Regions from separate parts of the Homo sapiens genome. Here region 1 is linked to region 2. A link is a loop called in an ENCODE intact Hi-C map of the cell type or tissue named here. Cell type or tissue: Caco-2. All regions are shown on one strand. Links, peaks and the distances in the headings refer to the core of each region. The heading gives the core; the rest is flanking DNA. Region 1 overlaps FOXP1 (forkhead box P1). Region 2 overlaps FOXP1 (forkhead box P1).

Region 1 (9,045 bases), core at 3,612-6,111, 86 kb before region 2:
ATTTCAATGCAGCCAGAAGCTGACAACGGCCCAGGAACCAGGACTGCTTTCAGGAGGCGCTCAGAAGGGCAGCAAAGTACCCTCTCAACATTAGTAAAATGAAACAAAAGTGTCAGCCTTGGCTTCGCACACACTTACCCGTTCATGGTGAGGAGGCAAAGCTTTGGGGCGGGAGAGGCAATTTTCACACAACGGAAGAAAGTTGAGAGTTTGTAAGGGAGAAACTACAGGCGCTTGGAAGCCTGCTGGCTCTCAGGGCTCCCAGGCTGGCGGCAGTGTGAGGAAGGACTGAAGGTATGTGGGCTAAACACAACAAAAGCCACTGCCTTACTCTAGATTAAATATGCAGGAAGAGGCCCCTTTGCATAAACACAAACACTCAGCAAATGAATAACTGGCTCAATCAGACGCCCGCTGTGCCTTCTACCTGTCCTCACTCTGACAGGAGACACTGCCTATTCCAGGGGACACCACTAAACAGGAGTCAGTTAAATGTTATGTTGCTATAATAACAATTAAAATGAATTGTATTCATTAGTAATTAAGAACTCACTCGTGGGGCGGGGGGGAGTGCTATTGTTGTATCTCCAGCTACTCCAAAAAGAACTTGTAGTATACCCATCCCTGGAGTTCTACTATGGGTTGCATTTCAATCTTTAACATTCAACGAATTTTAAACAATCGGTTTGTTTAGTCACAATTGTCAGATATACGTCTCGTTTCTCTGCTTTGTCACATTGTAAGTTGATACTTGTGACTCTGTACCTACAAAGATCTGTTTGATATATGCATATAAAGTGTACATATAAAAATATATACACACACATATATATATGTGCATATATACTCACACATAATACATTCAAGCATATCTAGTTAAAGAGAATAAGCCAAAAAAAAAAAAAAAAAAAAAAAAACGCTACTTAACTATATTCTCTAGTTCACTAATCATTTAAGGAAAATAATTCGAGTTTTCCAAAAATATATCCCAAATGCCTGCCTTTCAAATGTCACCAATCCATGACCACTCATTTAAAAACATTACCCCCATATTAGAAAAGATGCTTTTAACTGAGTGGCCTCAACCACTTATAATTTCAATTAAATAACATAATTACAGTCAACAATTTTCTCCATTTCGGCAGAAAATATGCCATACCTCAACATAATTTGTCCTTACAACCCAGGAATTTAAGCAAGAGGAAAAACATGCCAGTGTTAGGAATTCACTACTGACTTTTCTCAGCTTATGGAATCAACTCACACTGACCTCTTATTCTATGTTCCAGCTACATGTTGGTCTTAGTAACTTAATTATTTTTTAATAACTTTTGCAGTATTAAATGATTTTGATTGAAACATAAATAAGATTATGTTCGTCTACTACTTACTAATGCCCTACAGAACTCTGTGGCCAAATCCAGCAGGGCTGTGCTATAGGATGTGTCCATATTATTACTGTATTTGGACTAAAAAGGATAGGTCACAGATCCTTCACAGCCTTCGAGAATGCTGTGATTATCCTAGCCAAGGGAAATAGGGCAGCTTTCTATTTCAAAAGCAATTTTAATTTATTAACACAAAACTGTTTTCTGGCCAAATCATTCTACTGTAAAAGGTGAAGATCACTGAAAAGTTTTAAAATATTTTCACAAACAAACCAACAAACCCAAAACTCATTTCAAACATTATTATGGCATAACATGGAGAAAAGGCAAACAAAATAAAAAGATACCCAAAGACCCAGAGAATAAAACACAGGTTCTCTAAGCGGGGTGCCCACAGAAACTGAAGACGCTGATTTTGTCCACCCTTTTGCCTTGAAATGACCTTCCAAATAAGGTGTTAGATAACCCAGGTCCATAGACAATAGTGATCTAACCTTGCTGCAAATAAACCACAAAACAAAATTTAATCAGTATATCACTGTGAGAAAGCTTCTGTCCATCCCCATGGAGCTTCTAATGAATGTTTTGGCAGTTTTGAGGGTAGTTATGCTTCCCAGCTCATCTATATCTCATACTGGTTGAGCAAGCTAATGGAAGTGATGTTAGTGGAATCCAATATTAATGCTCTGTATCATGCAAACCTGGATGCAACTGAATATATTATACAATTATAGGTAGTATCTAATTCCATAGGTATTAGATACTGTACCCTAAATTAATATTTTAATGAGGACAGTGAAATAAAGACGACAATCCAGGTAAGGGATCCATGCATTGCGGCCCAGCTAAGCTCCTTGCTGAAAGAGCGCCGGATTCGGGAGCGAATGGCACAGACACAGGGATTGTGACAAAAATCCGTATGCAAGCTTTAGATGCTGAGTGACACATACTGATGCACAGAGTCAAAGATGTCATCCTCACACAAGCGCCACTCGCTGTAAGCTTGAGAGAAAATGCAGGGGGAAAGATGGGGGGGCGTAGTTGCAGTGAGACCTCCAGAAAATAAACAGGGTGTACAGTTTCAAAGGCTGCAGACACAGACATTTCATTGTTCAAGCCAATTATCAGTGGAAAATAATAACAACAGATGGATTCAGAGTCACTGACTTTTCATATGCACTTCATCTCGGCGGAACAGATGATGAAACGCGAGAGCTATCTCAAAAAGGCAAAACATCTTTCAGTAAAAGAACTCTACAGTCCAGATGGGGACCTTCTAAGGCTGCTGATTATCTTCTTATAATGTTGTAAGATAGACCTACTAAAACATTTCAAGAACTGATCAGATACGATGCGTACAATGGCTTCATTATTGGAAGGAGTCGCCTCAGACTTGTGACTAAACCCGGCAGAGATTTCAATAAGGTTAGGACTGTAAGTTTCCTGTTTTCTCATCAGGGACTGCAGGTTCCAACTAAAACTGGAAATCTGTGCACAACAGGAGAATAAACTGTCGCCCAAGGATCCTACATATTTGCTCTTCTCTGATTTGAGCAAAGGAAAAAAAAATAAACTGGAACTGTAAAAAGGACATTAAATTATTATGAAGCATTCTACCACAATGTGTGTGTGTGTGTGTGTGTGTGTGTGTGTGTGTGTGTGTGTGTGTGTGTGTGTGTGGGTGAGGGGGGACAGCTCCAAAGCAACTCTTTATTAAAAGCATTCGGTGATAAAATATCACCCCTTACATGCATTAGAACATCTTAAATATCCCTTGCCACTGGTGACTGCAAAATAGAATTTCCTTTTAGTAGGGAATAAATATAAATTTCAATGGTGGTGTAACAGCAATTCTACCAAATGTCAACGAAAACTCACCAACCTACCCTAACCCACTCTCACTCAACTTACTACCAAGTTACGCTTGCTGATAAAACACAAGAGGTTAACCACAACCTGAGGGCTTGCTGTAAGTAATGGAAAAAGTTAAATCTCTAATCAGATAGGCCTCATCCTTACTGGAATAACAATGTATCTGTTCCATGTGTCTGTCTCCTCATCTATCCATCTCGATCCATCCATCCATCACCAATTGCACATTCATAATTTTGCAAAAATTCTTTCCCTGAATTAATATAAAATATGGTCGAAATCACTGCGCTAAGAAAAAAGAAAAGCTGATTCTCTCAACTATTTACTAACATACTTAACATTTAAAAAATATTTTTATGAACACACTGTTGACTTCACAAGTTTATAACGTAATTTTTTTTTTTTTTCTGAGCAAGGCTTTTCTTTCAAAGTACTCTGACAAAAGTAAATTCATAGCAGAACACACAGGCACGAAGAAAATATCGCCAAGGGCAAAATTCTGCAACTGCTTTAAGAAGCAAACAAGAACACAAAAGATGTGTAATACAACCATCTGGCTCTCCTCTTACTATATCAATGCCTCAACCTTATCCCCACCCCCTGAGCCAACCCACACCAATGCCACAAAACCAAATGGCTTCACTTATGTTTCCTGCACAGCAAATTTACACAATGCAGTTAGAATGCAAAAGTTGATTTTGACACACAAACTAGCATCTTTTGAATTTTCCCCACTTCAATGATTTTGTTGTCGTTATCTGTTCAGAGTGGGACTTCTTTGAAAGACCACCAAGAACCTCACCATGATAAAAATGTTCTCACATGGACATATCTGTTCAGCCTCAAGAGAAGTCTCCCTGAAAACCTTAATCTCTGCCATCTTGTGCTTTCTGTTATCATCAGACTTTAGATGTGGACATAAAAAAAAATCCTAAGCTTATTCCAATTAGAACTTTTACTTTTGGGGGGCACTAAATGGTGGGTTGTTTCCCCAACTTATGATTTGAAATGACTGCACTAATTTTTAATTACCATTCTTGCAAGTCAGCACATTCACTGGAATTTTTCCTTATTCAGCTCAGTCTACAAACATTTACTGAGCAACTACTGTGGTATTAGAAACATGCTGGACAATGGATGATCAGAATCTATTATTTTCCCGTGTGCTAGCAGGACTTGCCTGGTACATGAAACCAGCAACTCTACAGTTTATAAAAAATCTTCCACATGCAGGCAGGCTGAAGCATTTTATTTACTTATATACTTATTTTTGAAGGCAGATATAACAGACATTTGAAAGTTATAGCCTGTTTGTGGGGATCTAATTGCTTCCAAAAGGTGGGAATGAATACTTTTCATGGAAATCTCAGTTTGGGTAAAACCAATAAAGCATCATAAATGATTCTCACCAAAGGGCAACAATGTAAAAAATAACTGAAAAAAAATTTCTTCACAGGCAAACTCTACTCTTTGCTTTTCTGCAGGGGCATGCTGGAGGCAGACGTTCTCTATCAGGCAAGAGTTCTCAGTCAGAATTAAGGTCTGCCAGGCAGAGGGCCACGTCTGGTTTACTTCTGTTTTCTCACTGTTGCTGGTCTTCCCCGATTCCTGCCTCCCTCTCCATGTTCCGGGATGAGACTTTGACTGGTTTCTCAAGGGGCTAACTTTTGGTTCTCTTCTGGGCGTTTCTGCCCAGAGTCCCCTGGTTTGGACAGCAGCGATCGTCTGTAGGACACACACAGTGAATCCAGCCACCGGATGAGGAATTCTGCTAATTGTTTAAGCCTGCACTAGTGTCTGGCCACCAGTTGGCAGACACAACTCATGGCTGCCTACCAGGCCTAGGTTAACACAGCTGGAGCCAGATGACAGGCTCTCAAAGATATTCCTCTCATGGCCACATCTGGCTCTTGGCGGTTCCCACTGCAGCTGAACTGATTCTGTTTGGTTGTTCTGGGCAAAAAGTTTAGGCAACAGATAAGTCGTATTAATTTCAGTTTATGACAAAAATATCAGAACATATACTCCATGAAGGCAGGGATTTTATCTGATTTGCATCCCCCTCCCACTTTTTTTTGTTTGTTTGTTTTTTGTTTTTGAGACATGGTCTCACTCTGTTGCCCAAGCTGGAGTGCAGTGCAGTGGCACGATCATGACTCACTGCAGCCTGGAACTAACTACTAGACTCAAGCGGTTCTCCCACCTCAGCCTCCTGAGTAGCTGGGTCTAGAGGCACGTGCCACCATGCCTCACTAGTTTTTTCAATTTTTTGTAGGGACAAGGTCTCACTATGTTGCCCAGGCTGGTGTCGAATTCCTGGGTTCAAGTGATCATCCTGCCTTTGCCTCCCAAAGTGCTGGGATTACAGGCATGAGCCAGTGTGCAGGCCTCTTGCTTGCTGTATCCCAGTACAGAGCAGTGGCTACGCAGGGTAGGTGTTCAGTAAATACAGAATGAGTGAATAACACTAATCAGTGTATGAGTGGAACAAAAACATTCCTGTATCTTACTCCAGCTACTCTGTTCCTACTGTTGTACGTAAAATGGCTAGCATGCTCGTGCACACAGAGAAGTCCTTGAATGGCTCTACAGCTAGATTTTATTATGGACACGCTCATCTCAAGAATGAACCCATGTACATTGTCAGTATAGCTGGAAAGACCTCCAACAATCCTTCCCTTCAAACTACCCAGTCTCCCAGAATTACCCACATCCCAACTTTATTAGTCCTTAAACTGAGAAACTTGGCAGCTCTGTGCCCACAGGGCCTGAGAGTGATCTCAAAGTAGAAACTTACCTTTTGGCCACCACCAAAGTGGGAAATGATGAGGCAACTTTTCCTGGCACCTTTCCATCCCATTTCCTTTCCCATGCCTCTCTTCCTAAATTCCCTGATATCTGCAGATCCCAGCTCCCTTCTACACTCAACTATGACCCAAGGCGAGGCTTCCCCAAAGCTCACCACCTCTCTAGCTCCCATTAGAAACACATTTAGAAAAGCCTACGTAATTTAAAACCAGGCGGGGCCCTCCCTCTTGGCTCCTTCACTAGAAAGAAGCCCAACTTACAGGCTGTTATGTTAATAATAACTATAAAGCTCCCCTGAGTCCACCAAGGGCTTGCTAAAGGTGAAGGGACACTTAATGGAAGCCTGGCAAGGGTGTACGCATATGCTGCTTCTTTCCCAAAAAGAACGTTAACACTCCTAAAACAAGAACGGCTGAACAAGGCAGATGAGTTCAACAAGCTCAGCATCTGGACTTCAGCGAAAGAAAGGTAATCAAGTGTGCTAGAGGAAGCTGTTGCTGAACTCATCTCCTTTTCTATCATATAAGGCAGCAGGGTGGAGGTATAGATAATTTTTTTAAGCTAAGTATAAGTTTCTGAAAAGAGTACTGTGTTCACTACGAAGAATTCAGGCTTCAAGCTCCCCTTGGAAGGAGCTGCTTACTTCATTAAAGGTGGACCAGAAAGATGAACTCCTAAAATGCCTCTCCTTCCCTGCTTCTGCTATTTGAAATTACTTTAAAAATGAGAGAATAAGCTAGGCTCAGTGGCTCACACCTGCAATGCCAGCTATTAAGGAGGGTGAGGCAGGACGATTGCTTGAGCCCAGGAATTCAAGGCTGCAGTGAGCTAGCATGGTGCTGCCGCACAATAGCCTGGGCAATAAAGTGAGACACTGTTTAATAATGGGGGAATAGGCCAGGCACGGTGGCTCATACCTGTAAATCCAGCACTCTGGGAGGCCAAGGCAGGTGATCACACTTGAGGTCAGGAGTTCGAGGCCAGCCTGGCCAACACGGTGAAACCTTATCTCTACCAAAAAATACAAAAAAAAATTAGCTGGGCATGGTGGTGCTTGCCTGTAGTCCCAGGTACTCAGGAGGCTGAGGTGGAAGAATTGTTTGAACCAGGCAGGAAGAGGTTGCAGTGAGCTGAGATCGTGCCACTGCACTCCAGCCTGGGTGACAGAGTGAAACCCTGTCTCAAAAATAATAAAATAAAATAAGGGAATGTCTTTGTACAATTGCACAATCACAATGAAACTTTAATTCTTTTTTTTTTTTTTTTTTTTGAGATGGAGTCTCGCTGTGCCACCCACACTGGAGTGCAGTGGCGCAATCTCGGCTCACTGCAAGCTCCGCCTCCCGGATTCATGCCATTCTCCTGCCTCAGCCTCCCGAGTAGCTAGGAATACAGGCGCCCGCCACCACGCCCAGCTAATTTTTGGTATTTTTAGTAGAGACGGGGTTTCACTGTGTTAGCCAGGATGGTCTCGATCTCCTGACCTCATGATCCGTCCGCCTCTGCCTCCCAAAGTGCTGGGATTACAGGCGTGAGCCACTGCGCCCGGCCAAGCTAATTATTTAAAAAGCAGTACAACAGGCTGCAAGTGATTGTTATCTACCTATTCATTGGCTGAAAACAGGCTATCAAAAACAACAAAAACAAACAAGTTTTGAAAGTTAGGAAAGAATTTTTATAAAGGCAAGGCTGAGGTTGTACAGATCGAGTATCTGCATTTCTTTTTCTTTTTTTTTTTGAGACAGTCTCGCACTCTCGCCCAGGCTGGAGTGCAGTGGCGCTATCTCTGCTCACTGCAAGCTCCGCCTCCCGGGTTCCCGCCATTCTCCTGCCTCAGCCTCCCGATTAGCTGGGACTACAGGCACCAGCCACCATGCCCGGCTAATTTTTTGTATTTTTAGTAGAGACGGGGTTTCACCGTGTTAGCCAGGATGGTCTCGATCTCCTGACCTCGTGATCCGCCCACCTCGGCCTCCCAAAGTGCTGGGATTACAGGCATGAGCCACCGTGCCCGGTCGAGTATCTGTATTTCTTAATGCATCCTTGGGCTGCCTCACCTAAAACTAAGTATTACAGAATATAGTACTATACAGTATACTTTAGACTAGAATAGTTCAGAATTTACAAGCATGGATTCAAGTGCCCAAGTTCTTATTAGCTCTGGTGCTGACTGACCTTGTGAGCTTAGGCAAATTGCCTAAGCTCTCTGTCCCTCAGTGTTCTCATCCATAAAATGGGCTTCATTACAGTGCATTATTTGCTTTTGTAGAATAAATGCATTGACATGTCATAAGTACTTAGAATAGTGTATGGCACAAAGTGAATGCTCAAAGAAATGATGGCTGCCGTTATTACGATCAGGGATGATATAACTTAAATAAATCTAAAACATCCTACACCTCATTTCTACCATCTCTACAAGTTCTTAAAAATAGCTGGCTGGCCAGGCATGGTGGCACATGCCTGTAATCCCAGAACTTTAGGAGGCTGAGGTGGGCGGATCTCAAGGTCAGGAGATTGAGACCATCCTGGCCATCATGGTGAAACCCATCTCTACTAAAAGTACAAAAATTAGCTGGGTGTGGTGGCGGGAGCCTGTAATCCCAGCTACTCGGGAGGCTGAGACAGGAGAATCACTTGAACCCGGGAGGTGGAGATTGCAGTGAGCCGAGATAATGACACTGCACTCCAGCCTGGTGACAGAGTAAGACTCCGTCTAAAAAATATATATATATATATATATATCTGGCTGTCTGCCATGCTACAGGCTGGAAAAATAAAAGAGAATGTATATCAGATTTTAAACTTCTTAAGAACATAGTGCTAAAATAAAATCAAAGTACTTATTTTTTCCCCTCAATAGTAGTTGGAGAATTGTAGGTATAAGATTGGGGTCTCACCTACCTCAGTGGAGGCAAGTCATTAGTTACAAAAAAGCTACAAGCCAAAGTTAGCCTTGGGGCTGCCTGTCCCACCA
Region 2 (9,045 bases), core at 2,820-5,319:
CATTTTACAAAAAGAACAAATGAAAAAAGTGAGAAAATTCCAAACTGAAATGACTCTTTGAGATGGCAAGCCACATTCAAACTAATTTTTTTATTGAGATAGCCTGATAATTTACTAATGAAGAAATGGGCTATTTTATTGGTGAAATTAAAGAAATAATTATAATATGCCCAAGAATAATAAAAATGTAGGTATAAGCAATATTTTCTTATTTAATTATAAAACATAAAAGTAGGTTTGAATGTGAATCATTTTGAAACCTTAGAATTGGGTTTAGAATTTAAATACTGAAAACCCCATGAAGTTGAAGCATAATCATAATAGGTCAGGTTTGGTGTGAAAATCATGACTCATATTCATGACACATATTCAGAAATGCCTCATACTAAAACTTTATTATAATCAAAAATTGATCCTCAGTTTTTTTTTGTCTCCTGGTCTTTACATGATGTAATGTCTAAGACCACATTTCACACTGTTAAGTAATGATGACTATAGAAGACTCATAATAAAAAAAAAACTCATAAAATGTCACAATTTATAATTTTATGTATACTTGCCTCTCTAATATCATGTACATTTACGCAGTGGATGCTAATTAGATAACAACGGTATTACTATAATGTCTATAAAACCTGCCTTTAAAACCAAATTCCGTTAAAAATAGTCTTTTCAAGCTGACATAGCCCATTTCCAGGGTCATATTTAAAATAATTAGCACCATTGCTAGTAAATGTTCTAATAAAACTTGAAAATGATTTCTAAGCAAAATGCAAAATTCTCTAAACTTAACAAGAAAGTCTTCCAGTAATCTGAGATAATCTTTTGAAAGGGTGTCTGTGAAATCAAAGCAGTTTTAACATTTTAAAGTTCAGAATCTCTAGGGCCACTTACATGGCTCCTGAAAACTACTCTTGGAGAACCTGACCTATGGACTCTCTCATCCCATCTGATTCTTTTTCATTTTTTAAATTTTTTGTAGAGATGGGATCTCACTGTGTTGCCCAGGCTGGTGTTGAACTCCTGGGCTCAAGTGATCCTCCAGCCTCGGCCTCCCAAAGTGTTGGGGTTACAGGCATGAGCCACTGCACTCAGCCCCATATACTTCTTTGACACATACAAATGTCTGCGGAGCAGAGCAAGAGTTTCTGAGAAGCACATGGAAACAAAAGCCAACTATGCCTGCATCAACAATGTCCACTAAAAGAGCCCCAATTTCCAGAAGAGTCACCAGCTCCCAAAGAGCAGAATGTAAATTGTTCATATGCACCAGCCCAACTCCAAGGCAATCAGCAGTTATTTTTAGAAGTCCCGGATTTTTGTTTTCTCAGAACAATGATGAGTCCTCTTTAGAGATACGTTTTTAAAACCAACAGTCAACTCTCCTTTTTAAGCCTCCCCTATTTCAAATCCAATTCAGCTATTGGACAAAAAATCTAGAAGAAAGAATTCCATAGGCAGTGGTCATTTGTTCTTAAATACATCCCAGACCTTAGAAGAAAAGGTCAAACAGGTTATCTGTGAGTGTGAAGCAATGCCTAGGAACCAATGAGGGAAAAAGGTAACTATACCCACCATGAATTTGTCTGCTAGGTTTCTCCCGGTAAGATATAAAGTCTCTTCAATGGATCAAAGATGCATTTTTATAGTTTTAAAAATAGACATTTTAATAGATAAGATGATCAAATTGAAGGGTCATCAATAATAGCAACTTTGTATTTTGTATATGACTTTGCATTTGTCAGGTAGCTGCCATTTCATCATTATACCGACCCTTGTGTCAAAGGTAGTGTCAGTCTTACAGATGGATGACTCTGGAAAAACTAAATGGCTCGTCCCAAAACTGCTGGGATTTGTTTGGGGACTCCAATTCCAGTGCTCCTTTCACTATTATGGCTCTTAACGAAAGAATTGAACTGGAGGCTGGGCGCGGTGGCTAACGCCTGTAATCCCAGCACTTTGGGAGGCCGAGACGGGCAGATCACCTGAGGTCGGGAGTTCGAGACCAGCCTGACCAACATGGAGAAACCTCGTCTCTACTAAAAATACAAAATTAACCGGATGTGGTGGAGCATGCCTGTAATCCCAGCTACTTGGGAGGCTGAGGCAGGAGAATTGCTTGAACCCAGGAGGCAGAGGTTGCGGTGAGCCAAGATCGCGCCACTGCACTCCAGCCTGGGCAACAAGAGTGAAACCCCGTCACAAAAAAAAAAAAAAAAAAAAAAAAATTGAACTGGATAATCCAGACAAAACCATCTACTTCCCCCTAGTTAATATCTGGAGACTGTTTCACTGATTCTATTATTTGGCTCATGACTGAACAGATTCCTAGTTCCCTTTTAGCATTAAAGTAATAGGTAGAAGAATAAAGCTCGGCGTCTTGCGACCCTGGTTTCCAAAGTCTGTAAGATCAGGCCCCAACTAGTTCTGCTGCCTTGAGTGTTTCTGCTCTCCATCTTGTATGCCTTTTTTCTGTTCCTCAGACCCACCCAGTTCATGATACCCCAGGGTCTGAACACTGGTTGTTCCCTAAGTCTGGAATGCTTCTCTTCCAAGCTGCTCCTGGCTGCCTCCTTCTTGCCATTCAGACCTCAGCTCAAAAGTCACCTCCTCTGAGAAGCCTTACCTGGGTACCTCATCTAAACTGGCCCAGGGGCACTCCTTATTTCATCATTCTGTTTTATTTCTCTGCACAGCACTTTCCTCTGATACTGTTCTTTGTTGTTTGTTTAGTATCTGTACCCTACTAGAATACCAGCAACACAACAGCAAGGTTCTTGGCAGTCTTGTTAACAGTTATATTCCCAGTACGTACAACACTGCCTGGCACACACAAAGTCTTCAATAAATAATTGCTAAATGAATGAATGAATCATATCCCACATCATATCGGTCTCCAATAATGTATTCTCCTCTTTATAATGTAGAGTCCTTTGATATGGTCAATGTTGCGCAAATTTCCTGTAATTAATGGGGGGGTTGGTTATGAATGACTTGGCTATATTAAAATATATTATAAATGCTCTGCAGAAAAAAAGACTGGTTTCTTTAATGATATATCGAATAAGAGGCATCTTTGCACCCACCAGGAAACAGAGATGGGTTACAAAAATGCAAAGTTTAGTTACACAATTCCTTTCCATATTAATTAATCATCTAACATAAAAGAGAAGGCTTAAAGAAGAGCAGCTAGAGCCTCATTCAGGAGGAGGGATAGGGCAGAGCTGAGTCAAGTCTTAGAGTTCAGTCTAACTTGAACTCTGCTACCGGACTACACAGAACCTTGAGTGCTGGAACAGTAGAGCATCAAAGCAGGGCAAGAATCCTGAAACTTTTGGAGCTGCCACAGAGAGCAGGAAGCTCAGTAAGTGTCAGGTGTAACCAGGAATGTGGTGCCCGATGATTGCAACCATACCTAGCAGAAATGCAGTGCTCAGCCCTAAGACGTGCACCTGGGACGTTAGTTTAATCAACTCAAGTCTAGGAAGCAGACACACTATTATCATCTCCATTTTGTAAATGAGGAAACTGGGCTTGGAAAGTTTAAGTAACTGACCCAGTTGCAGAGCCAGGATTTGACCCAGGAAGTCTGAGTCAAAGCCAAGCTCTTAACCCACAGGCTTGTCCCGTGGGAACAAGCTTCCTACCAAGCACTAAACAAAGACTCCTAAAGGAGCCATGGTCAGCTAAGATCAGGCCTAAAGCAACCTACCTTCAAGTAACACAAATTCCAGTTCAGACTGACTACATAATTTATGGGGCCCGTGGCATAATGAACACTTGGGACCCCTTGTTCAAAATTTTAAAAAATGTTTAAGAAGACAGCAACAGCAGAGCATTAAACCAAGTGTGGGTCCCTTCTAAGCGTCAGGTCTTGTGAGATTGGGCATGTCTCACACCCACGAATACAGCCCTGATTCTAAGTGTTTTATTTCTCCGAAACTTTACTCCCTGTACTTCAACTGTATTCATCTCCGTATAAGGTTCAATGTATGAGTCATAAGGAACATATATATGTGTGTATATATATATATATACACATATATATATGTGTATATATATATATGTGTGTATATATATATATGTGTATATATATACACATATATATGTGTATATATATATATATACATATATATGTGTATATATATATACACATATATATGTGTATATATATATACATATATATGTGTATATATATATATACATATATATATATGTGTATATATACACATTTAAATGGAACCAGCAGAGTCTAGGCAGGGTTGGAAGCACGTGTACCTTTCCCACTTTATATTTTAAATTGTCTAAGCCATCAAGTGGCAGTCCCTGGAATTGCATGAAGAGAGCTTAGGAGGCAAAAACCCATTCGGAAGGAACGAGATCTAACTGGATTCCAAAGTTCCAAACTTTAAGAAAGTTGCAAAAGAGCCATCTGAACTGCTCCACAGATTATGTGGATGAGCATTTATAATCTGGGAACGTTTTATCTGGATGGATTTTGCTAGTTTTTCCAAGTGATATCCTGAATGTAGGTATTGCTGCCTGCGGTTCTTTGGATTGTTCAACAAATACTTTCCAAATGTACATTATGTGCCAGGCAATGCGACGGGCCTTGGGGCCAGTTTTTGCCTCTGTGGAACTTACAGACTGAACACTGGGAAATAAATGTTAAACAAATGATTTTACAAATAGACATATAATTACAATGTATGGTCAAGTCTACAAGAGCTATCAAGTCTGCAGTACTATGGGAGAAAACAATAGGAGGACCCCATATTTTCAGCTGAGAGGACAAGGAAGGAAAACCCCACCAAAGCTCTCACTGATTTCACAGAGTTAATCTAGAAACCTTTGAAGTCTTCAACTTATACCATTTAGAATAATTTCTCCATCTACACTGGAAAAGGCAGGAAAGTTCCTATGTCTAGTATAATTCCAGGTCCCAAGCTGTACAGACAGACCTAATCCTACAGTTTAACTGTTCTCCGTATAACATTTTACAGGGATGCAAGGGAAGGAGGGAGAAGGTAGAGACAGGGAAAGAAGGAAGAAGCAGAGAGAGTGGGGAAAGAGAGAGAAGGGGAGAGGAAGGAAGGAAAACCAGAAAGATCACTACCTTCTGTCCACAGAATAGCTTTTAAGATACAACCATTTTCTTTTTTTATCCTCCTCCAAAAGCTTGAAAACACTCTTCGTACCACTCATAGCTTCTAACACTCCAATGTCTTAACATTATTTTAACAGAGCTTTGTGTGTGCAAATAATGCTAAAACCAGAAATTGTGCCTCTTTCCTTAGAAGCATCTATCTAATCTGATTGTATATATGTCAAGTCGATGTGTGCAATATGTATGTCAACAGTGCTTAAGTAATATCTTGTCTCCACTTGCTTCTGATTTCTTTGAATTCTCATATTAACCACTCTCATTTTTTTAAAACAGTGCTGGGATTTTCCCTCTTTGAAACTTGACAGAAACATAAGATATTTCAGTTCTTGCTATGAAGCACTAAGCACGCTGAAAACATCGCCAGCCCTTTAGTCTCATTAGCTTCCTTTAAACACCTACTTTGCTGGTATAAGCTAATGTGAACCCTTTTCACCCTGTTTAAATTCCAACATAAAATTTGTACACAACAATAAAACATGTGGCTCATTTGTCATGCTTCCAGAAGCAACTATGTCACTCACACCAAGAACCACGGGCTGGGGGTGCAGAGTGATTTTGCTCCCATTTCACATCACTCAATTGTGCCTTCTGTAGAAAAGCTTTTAACAACCACATCTGGCCTTTAATAAATCACTGCACTTTGTCTTCCTGCCAAAACTCCTCCTTTATCTAACTTACATCTTCATGATGAGATAGGAAATCATGCATTATGGTGGTGACAAACAATTGTAATTATGTCATTAGTAGCCATTTAGTCTACAAAGGTGCTCAAAAAGGAAATACAATGCAAAATAAGATATATAGGATAATACATTGATCACAGTTCTAATCCGCTTTTACTTCATGAGTGTAAAAAGCTGGCATAATTCTTGGGCACAGCAGGCAGTAATGGCACACCACTTTATGAACTATACAGCTATTTTATTCCCCTATCTACTTAAAAATAAAAAAGCATTTAATAGCTTGATTTAGACATAAAAGTTATTTGTGATGCCTCGCTGATTATAATATTTATTTTTCAACTGTTCGTAGAAGTGACTTTCTGTGTTAGGAAAGAAACTTGAATTATTTGGGTTTATGAAATTTAACAACCATACGTGTGTCTATGTGTGTACATACACATATGTGTATATGTGTAGATATACAGGTATGTACATAGGTTTAGGTGTATACATATGTATGTGTGTATATACACACAAAACACACTCAGACACATCTCTAAAGGAGTCAAACAACTTCACAGTATGATACATTCTCTAAAGCTCCCAAGTCATGAAGAAACAAAACTACAAACCAGAAATTTAAGAAAAGGTGACTACACTTAAGGAAAGTATAAAATACCCTTTATTCCACCATCTCCCACCATACATTTTAGAAACAAGAAATTCAAGCAAGTTTCAAAATAAGCAGCTATTTGGGTATACCTGAAGTTCTAAAATCCTATGCATTTCACTAAAGTCGATAAAAATCAACTCCCAGATTGCACACAGAACATAGTTCCAACATTCACCCAGACGGAAGCACTACTGACAACCAGGGCAGGGAAAGGGGGTTTGCAACCTTTGATAACCTACAACCTTCTGAGATGGAGCATGATGAAATTTCCTCTTACCACATCTCAACCTTTGAAAGGCATACACCTGAAATATGTAAGTAAAATGAATCCAAAAGCAGTGTGGTCAAACATTAGCAGGGGCAATTTTATGTATAACTACAGTCAGCCACTTCACTCTCTGCACCTCTTACAAACCTTCATTTTACTGGGAAATCTTTCCATGAAACTCTACAAATGGCTCTACGAATCATTTAAAAATTTCTCCAGTTGTTAATTTGAAAACGATGTAGCAAATGCCTAGTATGTTCCACATCAATCTGTGAATCCCAAGATAATTAAAATGTAAACCCAGAGACAAAAAATTGAAACTCAAAACACCAATGCCAAATCTAATTAATGCAGTGTTAATAATTATGACCATTATTTCCAGATACATAAATTTTTTCATGTGACAAACTTTCATTTTTTACCTCGCACTTGGCAGTGTATGTTTTCCTGGGAGGGTTTGGGGCTGAACCCATTAAAAAAAAATTTTGGCAAGTAGGTAAAAAATGTTTATGTCACCATAATATTGACGTAAATCTTATTGATATCATTACCTGGCTGATTCAACCCAGTGCTGGCATGAATGCAATGAAACCAATTATTTCAAATTTTTCATGGACTTAATCTGATAATCAGGTAGTTAGTGTATTGGGTGTTTCTAAGGCATACACCTTCTCTGTTTTATTAATTTATGTATGATTTTTTTTTTTGAGACAGAGTCTCGTTCTGTTGCCCAGGCTGGAGTGCAGTGGTGCAATCTCGGCTCACTGCAACCTCCAAATTCCTGGGTTCAATCGATTCTCGTGCCTCAGCCTCCTGAGTAGCTGGGATTACAGGCACGAGCCACCATGCCTGGCTAATTTTTGTATGTTTAGTAGAGATGGTGTTTCACCATGTTGGCCAGGCTGGTCTTGCAATCCTGGCCTCAAGTGGTCCACCCACCTCGGCCTCCCAAAGTTCTGGGATCAATGCCTGAGCCACCACGGCCAGCCAATTTATGTGTAATTAATGCTTTGTGTGGACTTTCATCTGAATACAGAACCTCACATTTTCAAAAGATGCTTGGGAAGTAAAAGAAGCTGAATTTTTTCCCCATCATTTTTGTTTTTAAAAGAGAACAATCTCCCAGATCAATGACCTACATTGTGTTAGATGTAGAACCCCCCTGCAATTTTTTTGAGGAAGAATTAGAAAATGACTATTTCAGACAAAGAAAGTAATACCCCAATAATAAACAGAGGCTTCAGGAGAACACATAAGGAGGAGGGAAGTCTACGTCTCATAAAAACAGAAGGATCTTCAGTCAAATTTACCTACATGCTGTCAGTTTGCTTTTCTCTTCATCAGTCTGTCTCTTGTCTAAGACGAGTCCTTCCGTACGGGAGTCTCCTCCACCCCCACTCAAAAAACTTTGACATTTAAAATTTTATTTTTTCTAAGAAAAGCTTATCTGAAAACTCACATGCTTCTCTAGTTACATATGAAAGAAACTGTACTTACATCAACATTATCTTTATTTATCAACTCCCCTGCACATTGCCCCCTGGGTACCAACAGTTCAAAAGTTCAAAAAGGGTTTTGAAAATAAACCAAGATAGAAAACAGGCACCAACTCCTATTTGGAACTTACATTCTCATGCCTTCTAGCATTCTCTGGATGACGGATCAAGAGGAATGATAAAAGAGAGAGAGAGAGGCAGCTGCCAGGGGAGGGTATCAATTGGTGTGGATGGGGCATTTCTCACACCGACTGAAAAATTCGTGTTGTCCCCAGAAGCTGTCAGGCTAAGCAAGAGACAGATCTACATATCACAATTCAGGATGAGAGGCAGCAGCTGAAAGCCTCATTCACTCAGAAATCCTTCCTCTCTTTTATTCTTACATTTTCCTTGTTTTTAATGCTATTTTTATTTGGCTTCCAACATTCCTCTCTGGGTTTCTGTTAGCCTCTTAAAAGGGATGCGGGAGAGAGCACATGAACAGGTCTGTATGCAAGACAACCTTTGCTGGGCATCTGGAACTGTCTCTGCTCTAGTGCTGCACTAATTGGTTGATACCTTCCTTCGCTAAATCTTGTTACAACCTGCAACTAAAGACGAGGCTCTCCCCATTCAATCAATGAAGCGGGATATCTCTCTTCAAACAGACAAAGTGAATGGACACAACACAAATTTGAATCTGTCTGTTACAAGACACCGGGGCCCAGGCAGCCGTTACTTCCTCCCTGGAGCACCAATTCAGTCCAGCTGGGAAACAGTTATTCTGTACGTGGAGTTAT

The links. Hi-C counts contacts between places; a loop is a spot of excess contacts. Peaks named below come from ENCODE experiments on the same cell type or tissue, not always from the same donor. Only the 100,000 strongest peaks of a DNase experiment are listed, where the experiment ranks them.
Region 1: a loop joins it to region 2, with 2.6 times the contacts of the local background. A loop is called at or near these places in 11 of 110 quality-filtered maps.

The regions. Positions count from the first base shown.
Region 1 is chr3:71,305,740-71,314,784 of GRCh38, forward strand. All of the region lies in intron 4 of FOXP1 (forkhead box P1), which reads right to left. FOXP1-AS1 (FOXP1 antisense RNA 1) reads left to right here. Exons shown (of 5, transcript NR_126463.1): 5 at 1-115. Among named protein-coding and RNA genes, the nearest start is that of FOXP1-AS1, 21 kb to the left of the region's middle. RefSeq lists an enhancer at 59-714. In Caco-2, for the core only: no CTCF peak of the experiment used is centred there; a DNase peak (open chromatin) is centred at 5,092.
Region 2 is chr3:71,392,898-71,401,942 of GRCh38, forward strand. All of the region lies in intron 3 of FOXP1 (forkhead box P1), which reads right to left. Among named protein-coding and RNA genes, the nearest start is that of FOXP1-AS1, 110 kb to the left of the region's middle. RefSeq lists an enhancer at 4,779-6,761. In Caco-2, for the core only: a CTCF peak has its summit at 4,359; no DNase peak of the experiment used is centred there.